2 separate regions of the Homo sapiens genome follow, and region 1 is linked to region 2. The links are chromatin contacts, found by Hi-C in ENCODE. All regions are on one chromosome and are shown on one strand. The core of a region is the stretch at or near the end of the contact, and the rest is flanking DNA. Distances in the headings are between cores, read along the strand shown. Region 1 holds the start of HPRT1 (hypoxanthine phosphoribosyltransferase 1). Region 2 holds the start of RAP2C (RAP2C, member of RAS oncogene family).

Region 1 (3,470 bases), core at 426-2,925, 2.2 Mb before region 2:
GAGAGAGAGCTAGGTTCGAGACAGAGCTCCTTCTCTTAATAACTGTATGACCTAGGGTATGTCTGTTAGCCTCTCTGAGGCTTCAAAGGTTCCTCATCTGTAAAATGGTAATAATCATACCATTGCTACAGGGCTGTTTTGAAGACTAATTAGGACTATGTAAGTAAACATGATGATGGCTATTATTACTGTTCCCCGCCAGGGGCCATGCAAGGGTTGCTGATTCACATAGACTGTCTTATAATCCTCTCAATAACTCCAAGAGGTAGCCAGCACCTCAGATATACATAAAATGACTTAAGCCCAGAGAGGTGAAGTAAGTTGCCCACAGCCACACAACTAGTAAATAGCCCAAACAAGCTGGATTCCCAGTTAGACTCCGTTAATAGCACTGCTCTTTACCTTAAGTCATTACAATGCCTAATATGAAATAGAATCGCTTCTTTCTTAGGGTTCAAGTGGTTAATTATTTAATGTATTCATTCAACAAACCATCATCGAGGACCTCTTACAAGCCAAGTACTGTGCTAAGTGCTAGAGTTACGGCGGTGATTCCTGCCCTTAAAAAGTTTTAGTGGGAGAAACAACAGGTAACCAGGTCATTGCCAAAACAACAAAAATAATCATAATAAAGCAGGCTAAAGCATATTTAACTGGCCGGGGTTTTGACTATTTTAGCAAGCATGATCAGAACGGTTGAGGAGGGAGGCCAGCAGCTTGGCCGGTTCAACAAACAAGAAAAAACCAGTGAGGGTGGAGCTAAGATACCAGAGGCTGATTACGGTTAAGAATGTTCTTGAAGGTAAGGACCAGATTCTCATTTTCTATATCCTGGGGCATCGGTCAGCATGGAATCTGGATTCTAGCACATGTGAATTTCGGCTTGAAATGACCTAATGCCTTTTCCCTAGTTCCTTCGTGTGTCAAATACGCATGGTTACCGCTACCAGAGCTGTAGTGGGGCTTCAATGAGGCCATGAGCATCTCCATAAAGATGAACTACAGTGTGTGCAAAACTAAAGGCAAAACCTGGTCCCCACACGCCCTCCCAGGTGGTCGCTTTCCGTGCCGAGGCCCCTCCAGAGGTGCCCCGAGAACCTCACCATCGCACCCCAAACTTCCAGGGAAGGGCCTCTCCCGAGAAAGCCCCCACGCCCCCACCCCGCGCCATCATTCCCGAATCTGCCCTCGGCCCCTCCCCGCAGCACGCTCGCAGGCGGCACATGTCAACCAAAACGCCATTTCCACCTTCTCTTCCCACACGCAGTCCTCTTTTCCCAGGGCTCCCCCGAGGAGGGACCCACCCCAAACCCCGCCATTCCGTCCTCCCTGCCGCCCTCGCGTGACGTAAAGCCGAACCCGGGAAACTGGCCGCCCCCGCCTGCGGGGTTCCCTGGGCCCGGCCGCCCGAGCCCGCACTGCGGATCCCGCGCCTCAGGGCCCGGCCGCCACCTGCCGCGTGGGCCTGAACCGGCCAGGGCCGGCAGGCCGAGCTGCTCACCACGACGCCAGGGCTGCGGGTCGCCATAACGGAGCCGGCCGGCGCGCGGGCTGACTGCTCAGGAGGAGGAAGCCGGTGGCGGAGCAGAGGAGGAGGCGGAGGCGCAGCAAGAGGCGGCGCCGCGCGGGAAAGCCGAGAGGTTCGCCTGAGGGCTCGTCGCAGCCGCCTGAAGCTGAGGAGAAGCAGGCCCCGCCCTCTGCCCGCCCCGCCACGCCCCGCAGGCCCCGCCCCCGGCCCCGCCCGCGCGCCTACGCCGGCGCCTACCAGTTTGCAGGCTCACTAGGTAGCCGTGGGAATTTTCTCCCAGAAGAAGCCGAGGCTCCCCCAGCGAAGCCCCTTTCCCTCCCAACTCAGTCTCCTATTCAGAGGGCTCCCTGATTCCCAAACCTACCGGCGCGCGTTGCTTCATGGCGGCCGTAAACCGGGCCCCGGCTCTTCGGGTTCCAGTCATCGCGTGAATCCTTGGACCAGACGTCCCATTCCCAAGACCTTGCACTACCTGTGGCTTCCATTTTCCTGACTCTTGGCCCAGTGCTTCCCCAAACCCTTAACTGGTTGTAACAGTTGAGACCTAGAGTCCTAGAGTCACCCAGATCAGGGTACACATCTGAGAGGACACTTAACTGCTCTGTAGTTTTGTACAAATCAGACTCTGAGCCTCTATTTTTGCCTCACTAAAATGAGCATATTAGCCCGGCGCGGTGGCTCATGCCTGTAATCCCAGCACTTTGGGAGGCCGAGGCAGGTGGATCACTCAAGGTCAGGAGTACGAGACCAGCCTGGCCAACATGGCGAAACCCCATCTCTACTAAAAATACAAAAATTAGCTGGGCGTGGAGGCGGGCGCCTGTAATCCCAGCTAGTCCGGAGGCTGAGGCAGGAGAATCACTTGAACCCGGGAGGCGGAGGTCGCACTGAGCTGAGATCGCACCACTGCACTTCAGCCTCCGCGACAGAATGAGACTCCGTCTCAAAAATAAATAAAAATAAAAATAAATAAAAATTTAAAAATAAAATGAGCATATTAACAATACATAAACAGGATCATTTTGAGTATTAGAGGAGTATAGGTATGCGTGTGTGTATGTATATATATATGCACTTAGGACAGTACAGTCAGCAAATGGGAACTACTGTTATTACTACTGATCTTTATTTTTGCCCACACAAGTTCTTATATTGAATCTGAAAACAAAAATATGTTCCCCTGCTAATTAATTCTCAGATAGGTCAGGTAAGCAAGCAACAGTTGCTCCAGCAACACCATTTCTTATATACTCAACCCTATAGCTCCAGCATCCACCACAGTGCCCAGCACATAGTTGGTGGCCTCCCTCTTATTAAGGACGCTGAGGGGTATGTGATGGCAGGAGATTTGTAAAACTAGGCAAGTCATTGAGCTTCTCTGGACCTCAGTCTCTTCATCTAAAAAATGAGAATAATAAACCTGGGTAACATGGTGAGACTCAGTCTCTACAAAAATGAAAAATTATCTGGGCCTGGTGGCCATGTGCCTGTAGCCCCAGCTACTTGGGAGGCTGAGGTGGGAGGATGGCTTGAGCCCAGGAGGTCCAGGCTGCAGTGAGCCAAGACTGTGCCACTGCACTCCAGCCTGGGCAACAGAGAAATATCCTGTCTCAAGAAAAAAGAAAAAGAGAGAGAGAGAGAATAATAACTACTGCCATGAAGAGTTTTACGAGAATTCTAAAAATCATTTATGTAAAGTACCTCATATAGTATTTGCCACATAATAGGTGCTCAAGAAACAGTAGCTGTTATAATTTTAGCATGTATGAATTTGTGAAGTCCATACTTCCCTACTTTCCCTGTCTTCCCTCTTTATCCTGGAGAGGCAGCAGGCTGTAATGGAAAAGGGATGTATGGGCTTTGGACTGAGTTCAAATCCTGGGTTCCCCACTATTATAGCATTTTGACTTTGGGCAAGATCCTTGGTCCCTGCGTGCTTGGT
Region 2 (3,268 bases), core at 501-3,000:
TTGGGTAACAGAGGGAGACACTGTCTTAAAAAAATTAATTAATTAAAGTTTAAAAAGCAAGGTAAAAAATAGTGTGTACAGTTGATTACTTTTGTAGTACAGTAATTTTTAAAAATATATATAGAAGGTAGATTGATACACTGACATATGAATAATGTTCCCCCCTGAAAAACATAAGAAGCTTTTAACAATAAATATCTTTGTGAAGAGTAACTGAATTATTATTTTCGTGCCACTTGCAGATATTTGAGCTTTTAAAATTTTGTTACCCCCATGTTTGCTATTTTTTAAAAATTAACAATTCATTAAATCTTTTAAATAAAAACCAAATAGCATTTATTGAGGCTTTATAATGTGCAAGGGACTGTGCTAAGCACTTTACCTGTAATACCTCATTACATTTTCACGTTAACTTCTTATCTCCTTTTTACAAGTGAGGAGTTAGAGGCTCAGACAAGTGAAATCACTTGCTTGGGGACACAGAGCTAGAATGTGGCGGAGCTGCAATTTTAATGCACCTCTGTCTCATTTCAGAGCCTTAGCTCTCAACTGCCAGGCCGCACTCTTCTGCTTGCTCTTTATACCCTCATTGCTTAATGAGAGTACACTAGCAAACAACAGGAGTCTAATGAGATAATGTATGTGAAAATACTTTTCTAAGTATAGAGATGTTTGGGGAGGGCAAGCAAGGGTAGGGAATTTGTTTAAATTGGGCGGACCTGTCCACTGACCCCTAGACAGTCAGGATTTTTTTTTTTTTTTTTTACAAAACCAAGATCAACAACTTTCTTTTGTTCCTCCTTTAAAAATATTATAAAGTTATATTTACTTCCTTTTTCCCAATTATTGTTTATAAATTAAAATATGGAGAAATAAAAGCCATTTCATAATAGTCCTCACCCATAATTACTTTGTTTCAGATTTGAATGGCTATGTAACTATTACACACCTGCGTTTTACATAAACAGTAGCAACTAGACATTTGTTCAGTATCTTGCTTTTTCAGCCCTACAATATATCTTGGCCATCTTTTTATATAAACACTTACAAATCTGCTTTTCTCTTTTAAAGTAGCTGCATAATATCCTATTCTGTGAATACAGATAGGTAGGTAGGTAGGTTGGTAGATAGATAGATAGATGATAGATAATAGATATAGAGAGCTATGAAACTTTTAAAAATCACCTACTGAAGGACATTTAAGCTTCTTCCAATTGTTTGATTTCCTAATCAATGCTGTAATGAATACCCTTCCTAAGAAAGTTTAGAAGGATCTTTAGACTGAGTGTAATATTTGTCCACTGTAGTTGACGAGAGTGACCCCACAGGACGCTGTACTGAGGGGAGGAGTATGTTTCACTGCGTGGAGAAACAAAGAACTCTCTCCTAAGCATGACCAACACATTCAGAGATATTAGAATTGCCAACAGGTGGGATGACCTGAAAAAGAACTCCTTGCTTTGACAGTTTAGTAATAGAGCAAAGACTTGCCACGATTGCTCAACACTGGCTGGATCAGAAGAGGAATTTCCAGACTCAGTTACAAGCACGGCTGGTGGAGGGCTGTGAATCCCACCAGACAGTCTGGAGACAGCTAGGCAGGGAGATGAGCAGCAGAGCTCCAAATCAGGCAACAGCACGTGTGAAAGGAGCAGTGACCTGTGGGGAAACTCATAACTCACAGACCAAACCCCTTCCAGCAGAGGGCAGTGCCTCTGATACGACACAGGGCCCAGGCCAGCTGGAGCCAGAGCTGGGGACTTCGCTGGAGAGATGGCACCGGCCTGAGGTCAAGGAGAAATTGAACTAAACTCTCCTTTGAAGACTGTAAGTGACATTGGGGAATACTCAGGGAGGGACAGTGGGACCTCACACTACTATGATTCGCCTGTGTTCTAATGTCCAACAATTTAGGCTGAGTAATAAATCTCTTTATAGAGTTTGGCCATTTAGGGCTTGTAAGTAAGGGAATTTGGAGTCATTTTTGCTAGGCTGGCCACTGAGTCTCGCAGGTTTCTGGGTACATGCTTGAATTGAAAAGAAAGTGACACACCTAAAATACAGCCTAGACTCCTGGCCCTGGGGCTCTGTGGATCCGACACAAAGTTTACAAATAGAAAGCTAGCAAAGGGAAAGATAGTCGGAAGTAACAATTTTATCTAAAAATAGAAACTTAGAATCTAACACCAGAGTTACTACTTGCTTTTGAATTTCAAAGACTACATAGGATGGCCTTTAAAACAAAACTTCAGCATGTAAGAGCCAGCCAAGCAAATTGTTATACATAATCAACGATTAAAATAAATTAGTCTTTAGGCCTAAACCGTTTCCAATCAAATCTTTCTTGAATATTGGTTACCTTTTCTGCCGTGTAGTGGTTGGAATCAAATGAGAACATAGCTGAGCAGAGTACCATAAAGTCTACTTCTAATGCTGCTGTTTTCGAGCCTTGTGATTTTTTTTTAAGTGACTTTAGTATTCGCTGGTAAAGTCAAGGCGGATCTACCAGACGGTAAAAGTTCTGTGTGTTTGTCAGGCACGGCTAAGTAAAACGCACTGCATCTGAAAGTCTAAGGGTAGTTTGCATGCATCTCTCAGCAAAATAGCAAGTGGAAGAAATACCAGCAAGGAGAATAAACTTTCTGGGCTGTTTGATTTCCCCTGCAACTTCTAGTCCAGGGATGTTTGGCGTTCTCCCGGTCGCTAGATTATTAGCCCGCAGGTTCCGCACCGGCCAGGGAGCCGCTCAAGTCCTAGGGCCGGGCGGCTGGAGGTTGCAGGTCGGAGGGGCTTCTACGGGTTTGGGGGTGGGACGGTCCGCGGCAGCCGCGGGCGGGTAAGGACTGACGTCGCAGGTTTCCAGAGGCCCGTTCCCGAAGCCGGAGTCCCGACCCGAAACCGTCCCCGGCCGGCTCGCTCGCTCAGCAGGGCGCGGCTCCAGCGCCACCCGGCTCGCCCCGAAGAGGTGGGACTTTCCCCACCGGAAGTGATCCCGTCCAGTCTCGGGGAACTGGGGCACCTCAGCCAGTGTGTCAGGGAAACCCTTCCGGGTGTGTGCTTGGTGGGGGTGGGGGTGGGGGTGGGGGTGGGGGTGGGGGGTGGGTGAGAAAAAAAAGAGGTGGGTTCGCCTGGAGTCCCTGCGGCCGCCGCGGAAGGCCCCCGCTTCTTTCCCCGCGGCGAGCAGCAGCGCTGGGGCAGCGGAGAGACAGAGGAGCCAGCGGGTGGCCATGGCCTTGGCGTGACAGAGCCTCCCCGGCGGCCGGGCGGG

The links. Hi-C counts contacts between places; a loop is a spot of excess contacts on that map. Pooled maps may share reads with other maps.
Region 1: a loop to region 2 is called in a pooled map, with 9 times the contacts of the local background. The contact joins the promoter of HPRT1 here to the promoter of RAP2C in region 2. A Hi-C loop is called at or near these places in 1 of 37 single-sample maps with no recorded cell type and 10 of 50 pooled maps.

What each region holds. Positions count from the first base shown.
Region 1 is chrX:134,458,370-134,461,839 of GRCh38, reverse strand. HPRT1 (hypoxanthine phosphoribosyltransferase 1) reads right to left here and starts at 1,675. Exons shown (of 9, transcript NM_000194.3): 1 at 1,502-1,675. The coding sequence starts at 1,528. RefSeq lists silencers at 1,404-1,583, 1,684-1,803.
Region 2 is chrX:132,217,929-132,221,196 of GRCh38, reverse strand. RAP2C (RAP2C, member of RAS oncogene family) reads left to right here and starts at 1,750. Exons shown (of 6, transcript NM_001271186.2): 1 at 1,750-1,827; 2 at 2,856-2,965; 3 at 3,185-3,268. It overlaps RAP2C-AS1 (RAP2C antisense RNA 1), which reads right to left and starts at 2,690. Exons shown (of 3, transcript NR_110410.1): 1 at 2,360-2,690. RefSeq lists enhancers at 1,379-1,428, 1,759-1,828 and a silencer at 3,261-3,268.